Regions from separate parts of the Mus musculus genome. Here regions 2 and 3 are each linked to region 1. The links are chromatin loops, found by intact Hi-C in ENCODE. Cell type or tissue: heart. All regions are shown on one strand. Region 1 holds the start of Fam126b (family with sequence similarity 126, member B). Region 2 has its middle 43 kb from the start of Flacc1. Region 3 holds the start of Orc2 (origin recognition complex, subunit 2).

Region 1 (8,000 bases):
AAAATATTAATTTGCAATGTAAGTTTTTGAAGGAAAACATGAAACTCTATACTCATTTCTCTTGCACAAATTTCTTTAATAAAGCCAATATATTTTATCTAATTACAATATTTTAGAAAAAATTCTTCTATAGTTATTTCCAAAAGATAAAGATGAATAAACATATATCTAAGGAGTCTTTGTTTTCTTTTTAAACATTATACCTTAGCTGAAGGAAGGCACACATGCATGTAGTTAGAGCCACCTGAGAGGCTAAGGCAGGAGGCCCACTTCACACGAGTTTAAGGCTGATAATGGGCACCATCATGTGAACCCATCTCAAAATGTAAAACAAAAATTACTATTATTTCAAAATAGGTATAAATCAAAAATAAAATCTCGAATGTTCGATGGAAGAGTTTAAATTTACCTTTTTATGAATACTTGTAGCTAAGAAATGCAGGAAAATCACTCAGTCCTTCTGGACTTCTATTCTTTCATATAACAAGAACTAAAATCTATCTTGCAAGTTGGAGAATGCAGAGAACACCCTGTGGTGTGCCTTCCATTTTCATATCTAAGTGGTAAGACTAACTGAGCACCAATGTTCTGAAGAAACTGGCATGACCTAGAAAATGGAGCACTTGCTAGGCGTGGTGGCGCACATCTTTAATCCCAGCACTCAGGAGGCAGAGGCAGGAGGATCTCTGAGCTGGAGGGCAGCCTGGTCTACAGAGCAACTTCCAGGACAGTCAGAGCTACACAGAGAAACCCTGTCTCAAAAATCAAGGTGGGGGTGGGTGGGTGCGGAGGTAAGGGTGGTGGGAGAAAGGACATTCAGATATGTATGGCCACCAAGTCCTCTCCTGGATATGTGCTGTCTCATTTGGTAGCTTTTAACATTTAAAATGTGGCTAAAGAGCTAAGGAACTGGGAATTTTAATTAATTTAAATTTCAAAATAAATTCTTTTTAAAAAGATTTTATTTGTGGTATGTGTGTGTGTGATGTGCATGGGAGTGTCCTTGGATGCCAGAAGAGGGGTATTAGATTCCTGGAAGCTGAAGTAATAAATAGTTGGTGATTGTGAGCCATTTGGTGTGGGTGCTAGGAGCCCAATTAAGGTCCTCTGGAAGAGTAGCAAGTATCAAAGCAAACTCTTAAATCAATTATAAGAAAATACTGAAGTGTATTTGGACTTATCTGGGTGTATGAATACTTTTTTCAAGTGTAGTTTTTCAACCTAAAAATACAAATACAGACCAAGTATTTATATTTATGAAAACAATATATGTGTGTGTATATATATATATATATATATATATATATATATATACACATATATATATACACATATACATATATACTGCATATATAAAGTACATACATTTTTGACAGCATGAAATGTAGAATAATTCATTAATAGTATATATAAATATACATATTTATTCAAGAGAAGGTTTCTCTGTGTAGCCCTGTCCGGGAACTTGCTCTGTATACTAGACTAGTGTTGAACTCTGAGACTCACCTGCCTCTACCTCCCAAGTGCTAGGATTAAAGGCAACCACACCAGGCTTCAGGCTTAAATATGTTTAACATACTGGGTTAGATGAATTTGTTTTTTACTTTTACTGTCTACTAGAAATTTTAATTTTACATATATGGCTTCCATTGCATTTCTACTGGATGTTATCTCTTAAGAGAAATTCCTGAATGTGCATGACATTGAATATGTTTATTAGATTTTTTTTTCCAAATAAAGCACACATTACTGTATCACTGGGGTATGAGCCACCCCTATCTTACAAGAATATTGTTTATTTACTTGAGACAGTCTCACAAAGCTCAGTCTCACCTCAAACTTGGTATGTAGCCAGGGAAACTTTGAACTCTTACTCCTTCTGTCTCTGTCTCCCAACTGCCAGGAGTACAAGCCTGTGCATCATGCTGGGCTCCTATTTTTAAGAGTATTTCTTTAAAGTCATGTGTGGTGTGTGTGTGTGTGTGGATGTTCATGCAGAGGTCAGAGGGCAACCTAATCCAACTGGTTCTCTCCTCTTCCACAGAATGAGCGAGTTCTACTGCACTGAGGGCTCAACAACAGGAAATTATTTCACCTTTAGAACTGTCCGTTTAAGAACAGAAAAAAAAAAGGATTCAACCATGAATGAACACATAATTATGGAAAATTTAAATGCTATCTGCCTATGTCAGAAGTGAACTCAAAAGTTTGGTGATGATCAACCTTCACTAACGATGGCTTGTTCTATCTAGCACTGGGGAAATGTTGACTTGCTTTCCCTAAGGAAGAAGAATGTTACATCCATTACATATAATTTTACAGTTTATCAGGGATTTTCAAGGGTGTATCTCAAATTTCCCTCATTTAAAAACTGAGATGACCATTAAAATATGGGAAAATACAAATGAACTGCTATTACTTTAGTATCCAATCCTTAATCCTAGGATTATGCAGTAGTCTTGATTTTGTGACTTGCTCTTTTTCACTTAAGCACTGTGTCGTAAACACTTATATTTGGGAAACCGTACTTAAAATACAAGCTTGTGAAGCAACCGTTGCAATTATTTCTTCTAGTTTTAAGTATTTTCGGGTCTGAGCTGTTCTTTACCCTATTCAAATACAACCCAAAAAGCCAGGAGGCGAGGAGTACATTGCATCTGGTAGCGGCGGTTTAAAACATCTCTGGGATTTAACAACCATCGTAATTCTCAAGACATCCTTCATCCGCCTCAACACAGCCCAGCAAGAACCTTGCAGCGGCGCTCCCTAGCTAGATCCCGGATCTTCTCCCGGTCTTATCGGATCCCTTCAGCCCTCTCCACTTCTGCATTCCCTGGATAAAGTTTAGATTATGCGTAATCCAGAAGTCTCCCACCAGCTCCCTAAATTACCTGACAGCAATCTGACCTCCCGGGACACTCAATATTCAACCTTACAGCCGGAGACAACCGGAAACGGACGTTGTTTCCTCTAGTTTCTTACGACAGGAAAATGGGGGAGATGGTAAACGTTCCGGTACTGGCGCAAGGCTCCCAGACAACGTAGAGATGACATGAAGGAGCCTGGAAGTAGAGATTATTTCCCACACTTTGCAGCTGGAGTCTGCTTGAGGTAGAAGATATTGAGGAGAAGGACGATAAAGCCGTGTTTGTCTTGCTCCAGGACGGAATCTTTAGGCGGAGCACCGAGAGGCGGGCCAAAGTCATAGCGCAGCCAATGAGAGCGGTTGTTATTAAGCGCGTGGGCCCACTCAATGAGAAGGCTGGTTGTTATGCTGCAGTTGGCAGGCTGCTGCGGGAGGCGGTGGCGGTGGCGGTGGCGGTAGGAAGCCTGAGGCTGCGGGGTGACAGGTAGGCGGCGGTGCTGTCTTGGGGGGGTTGCGGGGGGGGGGGCGCACGGTGCCGGGTGAAGAGGAATTTCTCCTCCGGCTTCGGACGCCGTAGTCGGGAGCTGACGAAGGTGAAGTGGGAAGGCAGCAGGACTGTTGGATCCGAAGCCCTGCAGACCTGGGAGCAAGCTCGGGAGGGTCGTGAGGAGAAGGCGTCTGCCGAGGCGGCTTGGGGATGAGTGTTGTGGGGCAACTTGGGGCCCTAGCAAGGGCGTTAGGGTGTCGGTGGCGCGGGCTGAGGCGGGAAGGAGGCGGGAGCAAGACACAGGTAGTGAGGGCTGAAGGGATGTCTTGCAAGAAGCCTCAGGTAAGAGAAGGACGTGGTATTGCAGACACCTGCGTGAAATCCTAGGTGTTCTTAGGGCCGTTTGCTGGGATGGGGAGAGGTGCGGAGAAGAAAGATATTTATTGGTGGTCAGCTCTAGAAATTGGTGGTTGTACATTATGTAACCCATGGCAGTTATTTTTCCAAGTAACTCGACTGACCCTGGTAGAAGAAGAGCTCTGCAACCCATTGATGTATCTGAGCACTTTGTTCTTGTTGGCTCCAGCGTTCTCTCTACCGAGGCAGGGTCTGTAGGAGGAGGACAGCGTGAAGGCAAGAGTAGTCACGAAGCGCTTATCCCAAATATGGACTTTGGTTGCGAGACAACACGATGTTAGCTTTAGAGGAATGTTGTCAGATTCGTGTTTTGTAGTACAGGAATTTGCTTTGCGGCTTTAACCTTCAGAAAAGTGGAGAGCCTTTTAAATCTATAGACGAAGATAAATGTAGATTAGAAAATGAACAGTAAATTGGTAGACAACTCGCCCCCAGTGTTAAGGACTGTGAAAATAAGTTGGGAATCTTAGCAGAGGAGTGTCAACTTTTAAGTGATTTCCCTTGTTAAGTCTAGGAAGCTAGTTGTGAGTTATGCCTTAGGCTTAAAAAAATAAGTTCGTTGAATGTCATGGACATAGATAAAATTTATGTACAAATTTAAAACTATTTTGTTTTGAAAAGTCTTTTAAATCCACGGTTTGAATGGTGAAATACAGTCCTAAACAAATCCCTGTCGGCGAATATTGTGGAAGGGCACTTTTATAACTCATTGGAAAAATATCTTTAAAAAGTAGCACTATAAATTATTAAAATGTAAGAGGCCTGAGATGCTGCCGTCAAGTTAGACGATGAGGACAAATGTATCCAGGAAGTATATTGTCTTTCTGGGCTTGTTATTTAACTACATGTTAGAAAAACTTTCTAAGATGTAATCTTTTTCTACTATTGATCATTTATACATAAATATTTATACATATACATAACATAAACATACATATACATAAACATTTATGCATATACATATAAAGCTAGAATTTTTCTCTCAAAATATTGTTTGAGTAGAAATGGGTCATTAGTATTTGTTTTGAAATGTCCAGCACACTGAGGTATTTGTCAGTGCTTTAAATAAAAAAATTTAAATGATACTGGTGTTTTATTGCTTGTCTTTTATCTTTTTACAAGAATAATGGTATTTTGGTCACAAAGAAAGCTTACATTTTGCTTTAGGTGAAATTCTATAGTGCTTTACATACAAAAAATACGGTGTTTACATATTGAAAACAAATATTTGCCTTTAGGTAGTTTGATTTAAGAGAGAGCATGTGTGTTTCTGTGTCTCTCTTATGTAACCAGCCCACTCTGTTTGAGAGAACTAATGGTTGATTTTCAGTGGCCAGTAGGTGTCATTGTAGAATGCCATAAATTGAACACTTGAGTAGGGAATTACCAAAGAGTTTAAAAAACAGTCCCAAATTGGCTTCTAATAGGATCTGGATGATTATTTATAAATCATAGAGATTCTGTCTTTTGAAAGATTTCAGTGTCAAAACTATTTGTAAGTGATTTGACACACTAATTGTAAGGAAATATTTTTGCTTGTTTCAAAATGGTTCTTGAATGTTTTGCTTCTTAATATAATCTTTAATCAATCTCTCTCTCTCTCCCCCTCCCCTCCCCTCCCCTCCCCCCCCTCCTCCCCCCTCCTCTTTCTCTCCAGACAGTCACTATGTAGAGTGGGCTGTCCTTGAATTCATAGATATCCACGCACCTTGCCTCCTGAGTACTGGTGCACCACCACAGCCAGTCCTTAAAGTCTTTCTTAATAGCTAGTATTGATTTGTTTCACTGCTGGTAGTTCACAATTTTTACTTCTTATTGTAATATATTAAGGTCTAGAATGATTTTCAGTCTGACTGAGCTTTATTATAGAAAAAAAAGTACTACATAGTTAAAGTTAACTGCTTTCCATGAAACATTTTTTTTAAATGATATGGGCAGAAACCTCAACCAAGTTGTACTGTCAACAAAAATAATATTTTGTTGTTCTTTTAATGCCAGAACAGATTGTGTGTGTGTGTGTGTGTGTGCGTGCTTCATTGCTTGTTGCTTTTCCCCGCCTCCGGAATATTTTCCCCTATATATTTCTGTAGACTATATACTTTTCTCACTATAGGAACTGAATATTTCTTAGTGTCTAAAATGTAGTATAGTGGATTCCAGTGAGGGCTGGCACAGAAATCTATGAAGGTGGTTTACACCTACTGTAATGGAGCTCATTGCTGCCACAGTCTTCTGATGAGCTTGTCCTTTTTCTAGGTCTGTTCCTTATGCTTGCCATAATATAATTGTTTTTAAAAGGAGGGGGCTTTGAGGGGTTAGGGAGATGGCTTAGCAGGTATAGCACCTGCTATGCAAGAATTTGGATCCCCAGGACCAACATATATGCCAGATGGGCATTGATGGCCATTCCATAATCCCAGCACTTAGCGAGGCAGAGTTGGGGACCCACCGGTGCAAGCTGACGAGTTGGCCTAGTCACATTGGCAAGCTTTGGATTCAGCTGAACATACCTCAGTGTATATAAAAGTGCAGAGTGCATGAGGAAGACACCGAATCAACCTCTGGCCTTTATATAATATACACCTGCACATATGTTCACCCCTACACAGCAGCCACACCACGTGCACACAACCACACATGCACACTACTGATGAAAGAGTTGGATCTAATTTTGAGATTCCTCTATGCAGAAAGAGATTTTAAAATAGTCCAGGAAGCTTTTTAGTTCGTAAAAAAGGACACACAGAGATATTTTTTTATCTGAACTTCGCTTTAATCTTAAAGGTGGAATGTGAAGGAGGTAGGTGCGTTTGGAGGGAGGACCCTGAATGACTTGCTTTACATCTGAACTTCACTTTAGAACCTTTGATCTAACTCAGCTCCTGTCACTTGAGGGTGTGAGCCAGTAACAGCAGCTTTAGCTGAGTGAACCAGCTGCCAAATCTACCAGGATTTTATAGCTCAATAAACTGTTTGTATTTAATGTCATAGCTAGAGTAGTTTTCTAGCCAGAAGTTGAAGTTGCCAAAAATAAAAATGTGCTGAATGTTTTGGTTTGAATTAGTTTCTTCTTGGCAGTTAACCACTTTCCATAAGTCAAGCAATTTCTTTTTACAAATTAGTCCTATACTAATTAATTAAAAGATATTTATTTATTCATCTTATTTTTCTCATGTGTCAGAAAGCTATATTGTCTTAGAGTTAAATGAAAATTTAGAAATAAGAATTTCAAGTTTAGCTGGCTGGTGGTGGCACACACATTTAATCCCAGCACTTGGGAGGCAGAAGCAGGCTGATCTTTCTGAATTCTAGGACAGCTAGGGCTATACAGAGAAACGCTGTCTTGATTAAATAATTTTCAATAAAACATTGATATATAGGTATTCACTCAATGATATGTAGTAAACTTAGAATTGCAAATCTTTTGACCTTGACCTAGGTCAAGTTTAGAAACTTAAGTACTTTAAGCCTAATGTTTAGAGATTTGGCTGTTTTGAGACACATATTAGAAAAACTAAATAGGAATGAGTATAAATCCAAATGTGTAATATTTTAAATGGTATGATTTAATTATTTATAAAGCTGTAATGTTTAGGTTTGAGGATTAGCTGCCAAAATAATAGTTATATATTGTGGTAAAAGGCACTGATATAGAATGGTAAAGATGGGTCACCAGGTAGTCATTTTGCTGTAGAGTAACTGTAACCATCAAAAAATATATGCCATTGTCCATCACATGAGTGGCTGACTTTTTTATTTCTCTCTCTCTCTTCTTTTTTCCCTTTTCCTTTTTTTTTTTTTTTTTTTTTTTTTTGATATGTATCACTGTGTGGCTCTGGCTGGCTTATGAATTCATAAATATCCTGCCCTTTCCAAAGTTGGCATAACAGGTGTCACTGCCATACATGGCTATATTTTCTCTCTTATCATCTTATTAATGTACTGAAGCTAGACTCCTGATGTTATCTTTCTTGTTTGCTTTTGCTTTTGGGTTAGCTTCACTATTAGTCCAAGCTGGATTTATCTCTGCTTTCTGAATGATGGGATTACAAGTGTGCTTCTATCTAGCTCTGTAATGTTTCCTTTAACGTTTTATTAACGGGACCAGAAATGTAGCCTAGTCAGTAGAATGTTTGGCTGGATTCAATTCCTAGTACATCATAAACCAGACATGGTTGCATACACCTATGAACTCAGAGTTTAGTTACATAGGTTTGAAGTCATCCTAGG
Region 2 (8,000 bases), 67 kb before region 1:
TTATTATCCTACAAAACATAAATAAAACCGTCTTTTATAAATACTTCTAGAAAATAAACAAAAACAGAATTTCCTGATGGACTATTAGCTAGAAGTACATTAAGTAAAAACCTGTAAGTTACCTAAAAACTAACAAAAATAATTTTTACTCCTTTTTTTAAGGGAAAAAACCAAACAAACCAGGGTCAAATGTAGCTCAGGCTGGCCTCAAACTGGTTATATAGCTGAAGATGACCTTACACTCCAGACCCTCCTGCCTCTACATCCCAAGTGCTCAGTGTGGTCCACCACAACTGGCCTCATTTTCCTTAAATTTATCTACATCTACTTATCCAGTCACACGTTGCATGTATGGAGAGAGTGTGCTTTGGAGGTCAGAGGAAAACTTATGGGAGCCAATTCTTTCATCATTTTGGTCCCAGGGATCAAACCTTGTTACCAGTCTGTGCAGCAAGCCCCCTTACCCGATGAGCCACCTCACCAGCCCCCCATTCATTGAAGATATAACAGAAATGTTAACATTGGCGAGTTTAACTTTTGCTCATGTGTAGGCATGTAAGGAGAGCTGACATGCATGCTCACATGTGCATAAGTACATGTGTGAGCACACACATGCTTTGGCAGGCACATGCATGCAGTCTTCCTCAATCTCCACCATAATCAGGGAGGCAGGGGCTCTCGATTGAACCTATAGCTGTCCTCCGATACCACTGGTCTGGCTACACAGCTTGCACCAGGAATCTTATCCCCACCCTCCCAGTGCAGTAGCAATTATAGGAGGGACAACATGCCCATCGCCCATCGCTATTTACATTGGTTCCTGGGAGCTGAACTCAGGCCCTTGAGTTTGCTTGGCAAGTTCTTTAACCACTGAGCTATCTCCTCATCCTGGTCCAGGCTAACCCTTAACCACACTTAGCCTCAGAAGTGTTTTTACAGTTAATGCTCTCCACAAACAAGGGGACCCTTTCCTTTCCATTATCCCCCATGCTCCCTAATAGCTCTCACTCTGAAGGACTACATGAAATACCCAGAGACTAATGAAAAACTAACCTGGAAGAATTAGATACTGCACAGAAAAAAGTTTAATATTTTTTATTACCTCTGAGAATTTCATGCAGCAAAATGCTGATGATATTCACCCCTTTCTCACCCCAGGTCCCCGCTCCCATCATTCACCCCCTTTGTTAACTTGTCTCAGGTCCATGTTCTTTCACCCACTCTGTTAACTTGCCCCAGGTCCCTGCTCCCGTCATTCACCCATTCTGTTAAACAGGTTTATGTTCCAGTCTTGCTTTCTTACTCATGCATCTTCAAGTTTGTTTTTTTCAAGACAAGCTTTCTCTGTGTAGTCCTGGCTATCTCAGAACTTGCTATGTAGAGCAGGTTGGCTTTGAACTCAGAGATCCTCCTGCCTCTGCCTCCAGAGTGCTGGGATTAAAGGTGAACCCATGGAATTCAGTTTGTGTTGCCCAGCTATTCTTGGGAGAGGGACCTGCCTTGGAGTGTGATTAGCCTACCAAAGGTTGCTCCAATTTAAAAAAGCAAAACAAAACATACATCTAAGTGACAGTATACAAACTGGGTAGGTTATATTTAGAAATGTGTGTGTGTGTGTGTGTGTGTGTGTGTGTGTGTGTGTGTGTACAACAGTTAATGAGAAAGGAGGTCATGTATTTGAAATTGGAACATTACATAGAAGGATTTGAAGGGAGGAAAAGGGGAAATGATGTAAGTGTAACCTAAAAAACAAAAGAAATCCTAAAAAATAAATTAGACTCATCCACACAAAAGTGCACAGATAAGCCATGTGAACTGTGGAGAGCACACATCATTAGGGAGGGAAGAAGAGCTTCTTCCGTAGTGTGAAGGTGGGCTGTGTCATCTGCTTTCCCTTGTTCCTCCTGTCGTCTTTATTGCTCACGTCATAGTTCACGCCAGTCAGGATGCTAAGAATGTCATCTCCTCTGAAAAAGAAAGCAGCATAAAGCATATGGGGCAAGGAAGTGCCCACCGTCTCACTGGCAGTGCCCACCGTCTCACTGGCTGTGCCCACCGTCTCACTGGCTATATCCACTGTCTCACTGGTAGTGCCCACCATCTCACTGGCTGTGCCCACCATCTCACTGGCTGTGCCCACCATCTCACTGGCTGTGCCCACTGTCTCATTGACTATGCCCACTGTCTCACTGGCTGTGCCACCTTCTCACTGCTGTGCCCACTGTCATACTGGCTGTGCCCAGCATCTCACTGGTTGTGCCACCCACTGTCTCACTGGCTTTGCCACCCACCATCTCACTGGCTTTGCCACCCACTGTCTCACTTGCTGTGTCCACCCTCCCTCTGGCTGTGCCCACCACCTCACTGGCTGTGCCTGAGGTAGGTTCTCTAGTTCTGTCTCTCTCTCTGTCTCTAGTTCTGACATTTGCAGTTGAAAGTCACTGAATCAAGACTTCTCACCACTGTTCTGGCAACTCAGTTTTCTCAGAGCACACAGAGTTACTTTTGTGTACTTGGAATCTCTGCTGGTTACAAGAAACCAGAGTTCCAATGGAGGAGCTAGAGAAAGTACCCAAGGAGCTAAAGGGATCTGCAACCCTATAGGTGGAGCAACATTATGAACTAACCAGTACCCCGGAGCTCTTGACTCTAGCTGCATATGTATCAAAAGATGGCCTAGTCGGCCATCACTGGAAAGAGAGGCCATTGGACGCGCAAACTTTATATGCCCCAGTACAGGGGAACGCCAGGGCCAAAAAGGGGGAGTGGGTGGGTAGGGGAGTGGGGGTGGGTGGCTATAGGGGACTTTTGGTATAGCATTGGAAATGTAAATGAGCTAAATACCTAATAAAAAATGGAAAAAAAAAAAAAAAGAAACCAGAGTTCCTATCAGATTTGCTTTCCTTCTCTGTTAACCTATGTGTTCCTCCATGTTTCCCATGTTGCCATTTGGACCTCACAAATGCCTCCCTTTCTTCCCCCAGTACTCTCTGCCTAAATCAGCATTGCTCCTACAGGAACATCCACAGATTTCTACCAAAATGTAGGCAAGTAAAGGCTAAACATTTCCCATAGCTACTTCCCCACCTCTGACACCAGCTGTCTGAGCAATCTTGTGGAGCAACCTCTTCATCAATCTGCATAGCTGACATGGATCCTGTAGGACTCAGGGTCTGTGTTACAAAATGAAAGCACTGCAATGGTGTTCCTGTCTACTCTCCACATGCCATGGGAAATTCTCACTCTTCAGACACCAGACGATAAGACAGAGATGTAAAAGGAGCCCGTAGAAGGGCTCCTCATTGTTCAGCTATCAGCCGGGTGTAAGTGGGAGGGAACCTGAAGTATGGAGCCCTAATTTAACTGGAGATGAACCATATGCCATAGGGCTATCATCCCACACTTGTGGCTTCTTAAGCAGGTCAAATTAGTAGAGACATACAGATCCCCTGCTCTTCAGTATGGTCACAGTTTGCAAAGAAGATTCAAGGCTAGATAGCAATTAGAGGATTTCTTTCCTAATTTTTAAAAATTATATTTACTTATGCACACAGGCACATGACATGGTTCACATGTGGTGGTCATAGGACAATTTAAAGGAGTTGGTCTTCTCCACCATATAGGTCCCTGGGTATTTAACTCATGTTATAAGACTTGGAACCAAGTGCCTTTACCCAGTGAGCCATCTTGACAGCTCTAAAACATGCCTTCTGACAAAGCTGGTAATGGACAGTTCAACTCCAGGAAATGAGTAATTCTCTAGATGTTTTGTGCTTGACTAATTGTGGCTCGGCCAGCAAAGTTAATCTTTAGTTTTCCGACAGGAACACAGGAATGCTCCCCCTTGGGGGTTTATGGGTGCTCCCTCCAGTCCTCAATGCAGTCACGACAGCTCCGGGGTGCCTTAGGGTCATTAAGGGTTACTTCCCCGAAGATCCCATCGCCTGAACACACCAGGCCCCCATGGGCTGGGGAGTTGATGCCACCTGTGGTCGCCCTGAGCCCTGGTTCTTACCCAGCCAGCAAAGCCAGTAAAGAAAGGAGCTACAGTCCTCCGCGCCCTCCCGGGCTCCGCCCGCCATCCCCTGTGTGCCTTCGCGGCACTCACAGCGACCTCCGGGGCCGGGCAAGTATGCGCACGGCACAGTGGCCGGGGACTTAGGGTCCCGGGCTCGCGCAGCGTCGCGAGTAGCGCTCCGGTTACACCCCGCAGGTCACCTACCTGTCTGCCCCTAAGTGGCCGCTTGAGAGGCTCAGGTCTCAGAGACTTCGCTGCGTGCCTTAGGCTCCCCAAAATGGAGACGCCCAGAAACCGAAAGCAGACGTGGCAGCAGGCGCAGCATCTCTGAGCCCTGGCTGGCATCCTGGGCCAGGCTTTAGCAAAGACAAAGGTCCTCTGAGCAGTCAGCATGGCAGCAGAAAAGCGTTCTCTCCAGACCCTTACTTGACTTCATAAAGACAAAAAAAAAAAAAAAAAAAAAGTCTTTGGCTAGATATGTATCCCACTTTTAAATACAGAAAAACACAAGTAAAATAGCAAATATCTTTATTTCTACTGAAAAAATATAAAAGCAAAATTCTAGGCCTTTAGGCCAAGGCTTGGGAATGTGATCTCTGTGACTCAATGCTCCAAGGTATGCTAATCATAAAACAGCGACATTCCTCTACCCACCCGCTTCCTGGGTTCAAAGAGTGTTCATTCAAAGAATGTGCTATTGTTAGGGGCTCCTAGAAATTGTCTTGAGAGATAACCGGAACAATTACCAGGTATTCCTTGTGACTCTTGTGGCTTTGCACTTCCTTGTGATTCTTAACTGGTATCTTTGGTATTTTCCAACAACGCCCTCCCCACTTCCTTGAGTTGTGGTTTCTTCCTTTAAATGCCCCCTTACCCAGCTACTCGGGGCACCATGGTCCTCTACCCCTGTGTGGTGTATGACCGTGGGCCTGAGAGCGCTCTTGAATTAAAAGTCCTCTTGCAGTTTGCAGTAAGACCGTTTCTCGTGAGTGATTTGGGGTGTCACCTCTCCTGAGTCAGAACGTGTGGGAGTCCTCACGTTGTGGGTCTTTCACTACCACTCTGAACATGTGGGCTTCCTTTCTTATCCGGTGGAGTCGCCCCAGTGGGAGGAGACAAAGTGTCAATACATTTTCTGTGTTACTCTCTTGCATGGGCCTGTCCTGGAGAGTGGTTAATATACATAGCGACACTCCCCTGGAGAAAACTGATTTTCCCTTACCCAGCAGCTATCAGTTGCACCTAGCTTTTCGGTTAGGGGCAGGGCTCTGTCCACTTCCTTGCCTCAGTGCTGGGATTTTGTCCGGTGTGAGCCTGTGCGAGTCTTGTGTGTATTAGCAAAGCCTCCGTGGATTCATATGTGCATTAACATTAGTTCAGTTGTGTCAAGAAGAATTTCCTTGGGGTTATCCACTCTCTCTGTCTCTTCCAGGCTTCCCACCTTCTCTTGTGCATAGATCCCTGAGCCTTGAGTGGAGGGTGTGATAAACACATTCCATCTAGATCTGAGTGCTCCAAAGTCTCTTCCTCACTACACTGTCTAGTTGTGGGTCTCTGGTAATTCCCGTCTACTACAAGAACTTCTCTGACCAGGGGTGAGTGAGGCACTGAACTATGGTTATGGGAATCCATCATTAGAGGTCTGCTTATTACTTTGTTCTTTTAGTAGAATAACAGGAGGCGGTTTTCCCCCTGGTTTCAGGTTCTTGGCCACTTTAACAGTGTCATATATGAGATGCATCTCCTGGAGTGGGCCTTAAACCTGATTTTTTAAAAAGTGGTCGTTCCTTCCATAACATTTATGTCACTATTGCACAGGGTATACCTTGCAGGCAAGTCACAGTTGTATGTCACAGGGTATTAAGGTCAAAATTATTTAGGATCTTGAGTTTTGTCTCATTCCGTCTCATTCTTAAATCTAAATACCACTCAAAAAATTACCATTTGATTTACTTTTTAACAAAGCAAGTGAAAGAACTCAGTGGGGAAACCCCCACTCAGTTCCCAATTCGGCGTGCACCCAAGAATCACGAATAGAACACAACACCTTGATGTAACAACAAGAGGTTTTTTAATGGCGGAGCTCCGGGTCGAAACGTATCTCACACAACAGGAGACAGTGGATTCGACCACGAGGCTTGGAAGCTAGGGGTTTTTATAGAAAAGGAGTGGGGCTGGGGGAGGAATTGGCGCGGTTTCACATGATTGGCCCATTTAAACATCAGCAGCCTGTAACATTTAACTTAGGTCAAAGGGGTGGGAGCTAGGGAGGCGATGGGCCTGCCCGGGCATGTCCTGGTCTGTTCTGCTATGTTCTCAGCCCCAGGTTTCAAAGCTCACAAACAACTCTTTGGGCTATTTAACATACATTACATGAATTACAGTTTTATTTCCTTTCATTCCCCTCTTCTTCTGTTTAGACTAATTCTAATCATAGAATTTTAGAGATTGGTGTCCCCTAACTCTTCATCTACCTGAACTATAAGTTGATATTGCCTTTGAAGAACCATGAGTTTTACTGTATCAATTTTACTCTGGATGAAAGCCATTCCTCTATTTATTATACAAGGGCCGAAAACTAAAGCTAAGCATATCATAAGGATTGGTCCGGCTACAGCGGAAATTAAAGAAGTTATCCAAGATGGTCGCGATTCAAACCACGACTCAAACCACCCCCGTTGAGCATCCCGTTCCTGTTTCCTTCGCTCTAATCTTTCTCTCAGTTTCTGCATAGAGTCTCTAACTATTTCTGTATGATCTGCATAGAAGCAGCACTCTTCTTTAAGGGCAGCACACAGTCCTCTTTCCTTTAGGAACAACAAATCAAGACCTCTCCTGTTCTGTAAAACTACCTCAGACAGGGAGGTCAAAGATTTTTTTAAAGCGTCAATGGACTTCTCTATTGTCGCTAGGTCTTCATTGACAGCATCTCTCAAAGACTGAATTCCCTGTCTTCCTTCTATCAAAGCTGACACTCCCGTCCCCACTCCTACTGCCATACCTATTTCCATGAATGCAGCCAGGGTTAAAGTAATTGGTTCTCTTTTTGACCGCCGCCCAGCATAGCTTTCTTCTAAACTGGATGCAGGGTGATAATATATGCGGGGTAACAGCTGGATCATGACACAAAAATCATGAGATGAATTAAAAACCTTAGTTGATACACAGGGAGTAAGTCCTGTATTGCAAGCCCACCATCCAACTGGGGAAGGTACAAGATAGTAATTAGCTTCCGTTCTGGACACAGACTGAATTTGTCCGCATAGGTGTTTGTGAGTGGAAGGTGGGGTACCTATACAGAGACCTGGATTCCTCGCGGATACTTCAGTCAGGGTCAGTTTTTGTCCTGTACCCCAAGAGCAGGAAGTATGGCTGCTGGTTCTGTTGAAATCTCCATTGAAGTCGATTCCTTCATAATAAGGCGGACCCGAGGACAGGCATAGCCAGCAGTCCTCAGTAGCGCTTGGATCAGTTCTGTTAAGGGCATAAAAGGCTCCTCTCACTAGGTTAAACATCCTCTGTCTTGAAGGAATCGCGGGGGTAATAGTTAGAGGTACCTGAGGAGTGGGAGGTTGGGTGATAGCGGCCATATTAAGGGGGTCCGCAATCACTGGAGTAGGCTGAGTAATTGTATGGGTAAGGGGTGTGAACTTGGTTGGGGGGCCTAAAGGATTGTAGGGGGTCTCTATTTTTAATCTGATAGTGAACAATAATCCCTCATCATATCTTTCCTTGTAAATCCTAAGACCCCAGGTATACCCTTTTGTCCATCCCAGAGCTCTCTTCCCTGGTTCAGTGAAGGTGACACGGAGCGGATGGCACCAGTCAGTACACTCGTCTAGGTCAAATCCTCCAGGCACATAAGACACTAGGGAATAGTTGGCTGTTACTCTAATATAGTCCCAGCTCGAGGAGGGCTTCCAGCGGGCTGTACCTGAAGTCTCGCAACCCCAGCTCTTACAAAAGAAGTCAGCCTTACCTC
Region 3 (8,000 bases), 80 kb after region 1:
GAACTAGAGAGAGTTTGGAGCTCTGAGTCAGAGTCTCCACAAGATAAGAACAGGTAGGCCATTGCCCACCAGTGCATGGCCTAGGCAGGCCAGGTGCCCGGCACAAGTGCAAGAATGTGTCAGTTGTTTTTTTTTTATTATTTACCCTTTATGGCCATGAGATGAAACAGTTGGTAGTGTTTCTCTCCCAGGGAATCTGCTGATGTGGCCAGAAGTATCTTGGCCAAGTTGTGAGCTTGTCTCTCATTGGCAGTGGTCATAGTTCATAAGTATTTCTCCTTAAGTGTTTCTCTGTTGTTGTACACTTTTTTGACTACCACCAGCAACTCCTCCAAAGTCTTATCCCCTAGCCTGTCTATTCTCTGAAATTTGTGCCTGATTTCAGGGGTGGCCTGATTTACAAAGGCCATAATGACTACTGATTTATTCTCAGGTATCTCTGAGTCTAGGGATGTGTAGGTGAAATAGGTCTCCTTAATCCCTTCTAAAAGGCTGCTGGTGATTCTGTCTTTTCCTGCTGCACATTATGTACCTTGGCCAAATTAGTGGTTAACACACAGCTACCCTGAGATCTCCCATTAGAGTCTGGTGGTAGACCTGAAACCTCTTCTTACCTTTTGCCAAGTTAAAATTCCAGTCTGGTCTAGTCAAGGGAAAGTCTGCATCAGTCATAGCTTAGTTAGTAGTAGGAAGTCTCATTTGATCCCAGAACCAATTTCCGGACCTCATTTAAAATCCTCTTTTGGTCCTCGGTAGTGAAGAGGATCTACAAGAGCTGTTGGCAGTTATCCCAGGTGGGTTGGTGAGTAAAAATGACAGAATCTATTAAGTTAACTAAGGCAGCTGGTTTCTCTGAGAATTCAGTATTCTGGATTTTCCAGTTATATAGATCACTAGTAGCAAAGGGACAATATTGTATCAGTTGGTTAGGGGCCTATTTCCTTCAAGGAGAGAAGACCGGCTTGGCCGTGGGCAGTCAAGGCAGCTTTCATTGGGCTTTCCCTCAAGTATAAGGTGGGTGTGGAAAGTGTAGCTGAATAAACCCTTTCCTCCCCAACTTGCTTCTTGGTCATGTTTGTGCGGGAATAGAAACCCTGACTAAGAGAGCTGCTGTGGCAGCAGCAGTGATTTGAACCATTCTGGTGGCTCCTGGACCACATCCTGCTGGCGATGATGTAGATGACTTGGTCATCAAAAATAATTTCCTTGGTCCTAAAAATCATGAGCATGTGCCAAGTTCCCTCTAGGGGCCAGCCAACATTGAAAATTGGCCATTCATTCATGCAAAAAGTGATTAGTCTGTCCTTAACAACTAAGCCTAGACTTCTAGCCATAATTTTATAGTCCTTGAAATGGTCTAAGAACAAAGTTAAAGGTGTGGTCTGAGCCTGTCCCATGGCATCAGTCACAGAGAGCAAACAGAAGAATGAAAGACAATAAGGCACTCAGTCCTCCTGGTGATTGGAGGCAAAAATGTAAGTGAGACAACAGCCTTATACAGTGTTGTAGGAGCAACCCAATTCATCTCAAGTCTATGAGGGGGATCCAATTCCCTCCATGTGGGTCCGGGGCATCTCCCAAGTCCCTTGGCCCTGGGGTCATCCAACGAGTCCATCTAGACTGCCTACAGGCTACTCATATCAAGGGTAGAGAGCCAAGACACCAAGACAGAGGACAAACATTCAGACACCTACCAGTCAGGTTTTGACTCAACAGTTCAAGGAGTCCTGGGGGGATGGGAATCCCGGACAAGCCCCCAAATGTTATGCCCCGATCCAAGGGTCCCCAAAGACCACCAGGAATAAAACTCATATGCAAAAGCAAAGAGTCTTTATTCAAACTCAAGCTTGGACCTTCTGGCTCCTCTATCAATGTGAGGTAGCAAAGAAGGCCTCAAGCACCTAAGGTTTAACATTTTTATTTCAGTTACAGCAAGGTGAGGAACTTATCAACTTAGCAGTTATATGACTGTCTAACAATGATTTCAGTTGGCTTAAGCAGTTTTATCTATATCTATCTACACAGATATAGAGCGTTAGGTATTTTCTTGCTGGTGGATCATGTCTAGGGTGGTTCCTTCCTGGAAAGGTTTTTTATTTGTTTGTATGTTTTTGTTTTTTTTTTGTTTTTTGGGGGGTTTTTTGTTTGTTTTTTGTTTTGTTTTGTTTTTTGTTTTTCAAGACAGGGTTTCTCTGTTTAGCCCTGGCTGTCCTGGAACTCACTTTGTAGACCAGGCTGGCCTCGAACTCAGAAATCCGCCTGCCTCTGCCTCCCGAGTGCTGGGATCAAAGGTGTGCACCACCATACCCAGCTGTTTTTTTGTTTGTTTGTTTGTTTGTTTGTTTTTTAATAAATTAGAGTTTAACCGAGAACAGGGCCTAGTGTATAAAATGGAGGTCTGGTTACAAGATGGAGTCTGTCTTGTCAAGTTGTGGCCCTTCAACAGTACCTGGCATGAATTCCCTCCTATTGATGAAACATAGTAAGTAATAACTTGGGTTATCTATAGGAAAATAGATTCTAATAGCATAGAGGGTAGGTATCTGCCCAGCTCTTGTGCTGTTTAAGGTTTATAAAGGTTGTGTGTATGTTTTATCCGGAAACTAAATGATCAAAGGTGGGTAGTAATTTGGGTCCGGATTAAATAATTTGTCCAACAAAAGTGAAATACGGATGTATGTAAAGTATCCTCACATTTCTCAATTGGAATCTTTAAACCAGTGGTTCTCAACCTGTGAAGTATAACCCCTTTGGCTAACCCCTATCTCCAGAAATATTTACATTTATGATTCATAACAGTAGTAAAATTACAGTTATGAAGTAGCAAAAAGAAACAAACAAAAACGTTATGATCAGGGGTTACCACAACATGAGGAAGTGTTAAAGGGTCCAGCATTAGAAGATTGAGAACCACTGTTCTAAACAGCTCCCAAAAAGTCTGACTCCATTTCTTCCTTCCCACTATTATATTCCACAGATAATCTTTCAATACAAATGTGGCCAGTCCCTTAAGTACCAACTTGTAATTCATAATATCTGACACTTTGACACTTTATTCATCTATTTTCATTTTGCTTTTCTTCCTAGAAAATTCAAATCAATTCAGGCCTTAGTTTTCATATCTCTTCCTTTAAGGAAAGTGTTCCTGATTCCTTCTGGTCTTATAATTATATAATCCTGTGCCCTGCTGTTAGGAACATAACTTAAAAATCATTCTCTGTAACTTGGAAACCATTTTGTATGACTTGAAATAACGCAATGCATGTGCAATAGAAGTTTGCCACCAGGTAGCTCTGATGAGACCTAGAAGCAAACCACCGGCAGGTCACCTGGAAGCCCAGTTACCAGCCTAGCCCCGGACGGTCCTTGATATGGTTAAAAACAAAAACCTAACCACAAGGTGGTGTTAAGATAGTGAACCAAACCCAAGTTGTGAGCTTGATTTTCAGAGCTCAATGAAATGATACAAAGGTTGGAACTTTGGGATTTGTGCTCTCTAGGCATCACATTTATAGCCAGTGTGTTTATATCCATTGGCAAGAATGAGTAAGTATTCAGCTGCCTTATTCTAGCACTTTCCCCAAGACTGTATGTTCAGTTTCTTCTCGTTCAATTACCCAGAAGCTCAGTTATTCAGAGGTGCCTCTACTTGAGTATTGTATTCTTACTGTTGGTTCTAAGTATGATAAGTTCGGAATAAGCGAATCCAAATGACGTAGTCCTGTTAGTAAACAAATATTTTCATGTATCCCAGCCAGATTCACTCGTTTTCCTTCTCATTTCCTCTGTATAAGCCCCCTTTTCGTGTCTTTATTTCATTAGTTGTATGGTCCTATTTTCTTGTTCATGCTCTGGCTCCGCCCTCCCTCAAACCCTTGAGATCCCTTTGCATCATATGCGAGCAGGTATTCGCTGTTCCTCAAGCGAATCCATCTTCATTATCTTTTTTTTTTTTTTTTTTTTTTCCTCAGAGCAGCTAGACTAACAATATTAAGATTGACATAAAACACCAACCAACCGTACAACCGGGGACGCTGCCCTTAACTTCCAGACAGCTAGCACACACTTGTCTCTCCAGAGATCCGGCGTGCTCCGCGCACGGTCCCTTCCCCCGGAAACGGAAACTGAAGAGATGAGGAAAGCCCGGGAACCCACTATTGGTTGGGGGATCTGTTTTCCGACTGAGCGAGGGCCTATGGCCCGAGTCAACGGGCTTGCGGCGCCGTCGCTCTGGGCGGCTCGGCTCCCCATTGGTTTCTTAGGGCACCGCCCACCGGCGGCCGGGGATTCAGTGTGCTGCGCGCAGCTCCCTTGCCCTGCTGGGCGCGCAGGTTCGGCTTGGACCGGTCGACTCTTTCCCTAGACGCTGGCCTCCCCGGGCCGTTCTGGGGTGTTCCGCGGCGGCGGGAGTCCTGGCTGGCGGCTCAAGTGAGCCTCGCGGCCGTTCTCCCTCCCGCCGGCTCGGACTCGAGAGGTGAGTCCCAGTGCGCCCTGCTGCAGCCGCGGCTCACTGCGCGCTTCCCCCGACACCCGTGGCCTTGCCGCTCGCCCACCATGGCGGGAGATGACGAGGCCGCCGGGCGCAGGCTGGAGGATGCTGGGGAGCAGCCCCCCTGGGTGAGAGGCGCTGTCTGCGAAAGCCAAGGCTGTCCTGTGGCGAGAAGTCTCCTGCACGGACCGTGCCTGCTTTCCGGCTAACCCGGCCCTTTATTTGAGAAGAGAATGAAAAGGAACTGTAACAAAAATGGCAGTGTTCTGCCAGAGGAGAAGGAACTCGGAGGGATGTAGCTCAAGGGATCGCGGGATGGAACGACTGCTGAAGTCTGTTCTGTTGTCCCGGCCGGGTGTCCCTAAAGGTCTCCTTGGGGCAGTGCTTGGTTTGAAAAATGTGTTTACTCCCAGAGGAAAGTGCATGGCTGCCAACACTTGGTGCTGCCTTGTAGTTAGTTGACTGTGAAGAGAATTGACCCTTTAGCCCTACAGATAATCACTATCCGTTATAGATGCTCCCTGTGGATATCTGCATTTCATTGGTTGATTATGGGCATGTGCATTCATGTGGATGTTGGTGCATATGTGCCGGTAGTGTGTGTTAATTTTAGATGTCTTTTTGGATCGTTCTTAACTGAGGCGGGGTCTTACTCTAACCGGGTCCTTGTTGGTTAACCAGCTTGCCTCGGGGAACCCCATTCTCCTCCTCCCCAGTTCTGAGTGCTCCTCAACTTTTAAATGACTACAAGGATCTCAGTTCCCATTCTGACGCTTGCAGGACACGTGCTTTTAGCCACTGAGCTGTCTAGTCAGCCTCCCAGATTGCAGTTTTCTTGTGTATCTGTTAGGTAGTGTTTTTCTGAGGAATTGCAGAAAAGAAGGGGACATTCTCTTAGGAGGTCTTGGTAGGAATTTCAGTTGAGGTGATTTTGTTTGTATTACATAAAATATCTTAAAAATCGGAGATGTTGTATAAATGCATTTGAGGCTGAACAGGCATACCCTGCCTTTTTGACATTTGGATACCTTGTTGCTGTCATTTACAAAGTTCGTGGCTGAGAATATCACAATACAGTTACAGAAAATTTTGCAAAAACCACTCATAATGTTTAAGCACGTTTACAACAAGGATTCGTGGCTATCCTTGACTATATAGGGCTGCTCACCTAGTGATTAAAATACTAGATCTGGGAATGGGGCATAGCTATGATCCCACTACTCTTAAAACTGAGGCTGCTAAGTCATGAGTTCAAAGCTGGCTTGTATTATAAAGTAAGACCTTCACAATAGTAAACTAAGGGACTAGGGGTGTAATACAGTTGATGAAGTGCTTGGTTTAGCACACTGGAAGCCCACAGCTCCACCCCAGCACTGCATATGCTAATGATAGTGATACAGGCCTGTAACCTATCTAGCACATGGGAGGTGGGGGCATAATCAGAAGTTCAAAGTTATCTTTGGCTACATGGTTGGAGACCAGTCTGGGACTCATGAGATAATTGTTACACACACACACACACACACACACACAAAGTAAAAGAAAATGTAACAGGTATTAGAGAGATGGCTCAGTTGGTAAAGTGCTTGCCTTGCAAGCATGAGAACCTGAGTTCAATCCCTAGAACCTACATTTAAAAAAAAAAATGGTGGCAGGGAGCTTGCCGTCTTAGGGAGGCAGAGACAGGCGGTTCCCAGGGCTTGCTGGTCAACCAGCCTAGTCTACAAGTCCATGGCTATTGAGAGACCCTGTCTCAAAAAATAAGACAACTGACTCCCGAGGTTGTCCTCTGACCTCTGCACTTACAAGTACACAATAAACCCCCTTAGGGAAATGGCCTGTGATAATATTTAGTTACCTAGAATATTTTTATGAGTCCTTGAAAATTCACTCTCAAGAATTATTTATCTTTTACTAATGAAAATTAGATAATAATATTCTCTGTAGTCTGACCCTCCCCCACACTTTCTCTCCTCTCATTGCCTGGAAGTTCAAAGCTATATGTTTTGTTTTGTGATGACATGTTATAAGTAGTTTTCAGAGAGGGTAAGATTCTTATCCAGTGGCAGGAAGTACTTTACAAGATAAATGAAAAAGGAACAAGCTATATAATCGACTGATCAGGAATTTAAGAATCAGTCAAAACTGGGTCTCTAAATTGTGTGAGTTTTGGTGAATCATTCAATATTTAACCAACAAGTTTACTTATTTATAAAGTAGAGTAATAGCACACATACACAAAAATGTACTTGAATCATACTTGGTTTCTGGGGTATCTAAAGGTGCCTGGTATAGTATCTTACATAATGTATTAAAACAACAAAAACTCTGTTTTTCAAGTGTAAATTGTTAAGTTTCTTCATATAGGTATCATATAGATGTATTACACATTTTGTCTAATATACTCAAATTATTTATGAAATGACCCAAGAAGGGTATGGTTTGCTAGATATGGTTCTGACTCTGTGAGTGAAATAGTTATTATTTTTCCCCACAAAATATAACCTCTTAGAGCTCCCAAGGTTAAATGAGAATACATGTAAAGAGCTAGGTTTGGTGGCACTTTTAATTCCAGCACTTGAGAGGCAAAAGCAGAAGTTTGAACTTGGCTACATAACAACACTACAGCAGAAAACAAAATTCATAGTGAGTGCTTAGCTTTCTCCTCTAACCTGCTTCTTACCAGTCTAGACAGTTTTCTCAGTGTGACGTTCTTTAGCCTATTACTTTTTTGTTCTCTTCTTGCCACCATAGCAGCTTTAGCTTCTTGAGGATAATTATCTACACATCATGCTGTTAGTTAAAACTCTTCACTTTGGGAGGGGTGCTTTCCTTCACCTACTAGCTGATCTTGACTGACTTCTAGTTACAGGTCACTGGATGTTCAAGCTGCAGAATGCATAGCACCTTACAAGGTAAAAGAAAAAGCCATTTAATTATGCTGGTTATTAAACAAAAATTTAGCAATATGATCTGTGTAATAAGTAAGTTGTAAAAGATAACCATTAGGTTTTTGGTGTTTGTTTTGGGGGGTTATTTGTTTTTGTTCTGTTTTTCTGAAGGAAAGGTAAAAATAGGATTTCTGAGAGCATGTCCCAGTTTGGTTTTCTGATGCTGTGGTAAAGACTCTGACCAAAAGCAAGCTGGGGAAGAAAGGGCTTGGCTGTCCCAGTTTCAGGCCATCATTGAGAGACATACAAATGGAATAATGCATAGTATGATCCCCTTTAAAAAATGTTTAAATATTGTGTGTTCATTTCCCAAATAAGTTTAATTAACTTGACCATTGGTGTGACCCCTTCATCTCACTGACTTACTGGCTTTGTTTAGGTTGGCCACAATGAGCACTCTGCAGTTAAAGGAAACCAAGGTGCCAAGCGTGCAGTTTGTGGGAGATGATGATGTTCTTAGTCACATTCTGGACAGAGAAGGAGGTATGCATGATTGTACAGTTGAAGAGATGCTTATGGATCACGTTGTTCTTAAAAACATTATAACACGGGCTGGTGAG

The links. A loop is a pair of places that touch in the nucleus more often than their neighbours do. Peaks named below come from ENCODE experiments on the same cell type or tissue, not always from the same donor. Only the 100,000 strongest peaks of a DNase experiment are listed, where the experiment ranks them.
Region 2: it touches region 1 in a loop (3-fold over the local background); 3 of 42 quality-filtered maps call a loop at or near these places.
Region 3: it touches region 1 in a loop (5-fold over the local background); 2 of 42 quality-filtered maps call a loop at or near these places.

What each region holds. Positions count from the first base shown.
Region 1 is chr1:58,581,562-58,589,561 of GRCm38, reverse strand. It overlaps Fam126b (family with sequence similarity 126, member B), which reads left to right and starts at 3,229. Exons shown (of 13, transcript NM_001310598.1): 1 at 3,229-3,350. Ndufb3 (NADH:ubiquinone oxidoreductase subunit B3) reads right to left here and starts at 3,165. Exons shown (of 3, transcript NM_025597.3): 1 at 2,892-3,165. In heart, CTCF peaks have their summits at 3,341 and 5,107 (motif pointing right); a DNase peak (open chromatin) is centred at 3,241; H3K4me3 peaks cover 2,421 bases; H3K27ac peaks cover 1,583 bases.
Region 2 is chr1:58,648,912-58,656,911 of GRCm38, reverse strand. It overlaps the pseudogene Gm20257. Among named protein-coding and RNA genes, the nearest start is that of Flacc1, 43 kb to the left of the region's middle. In heart, no CTCF peak of the experiment used is centred here; DNase peaks (open chromatin) are centred at 4,031 and 4,301; H3K4me3 peaks cover 1,162 bases; H3K27ac peaks cover 717 bases.
Region 3 is chr1:58,501,246-58,509,245 of GRCm38, reverse strand. It overlaps Orc2 (origin recognition complex, subunit 2), which reads left to right and starts at 4,137. Exons shown (of 18, transcript NM_008765.3): 1 at 4,137-4,474; 2 at 7,356-7,404; 3 at 7,820-7,923. The coding sequence starts at 7,830. Gm15834 (a long non-coding RNA gene) reads right to left here and starts at 4,130. Exons shown (of 4, transcript XR_865442.3): 1 at 1-4,130. In heart, a CTCF peak has its summit at 4,285; a DNase peak (open chromatin) is centred at 4,225; H3K4me3 peaks cover 2,753 bases; H3K27ac peaks cover 1,329 bases.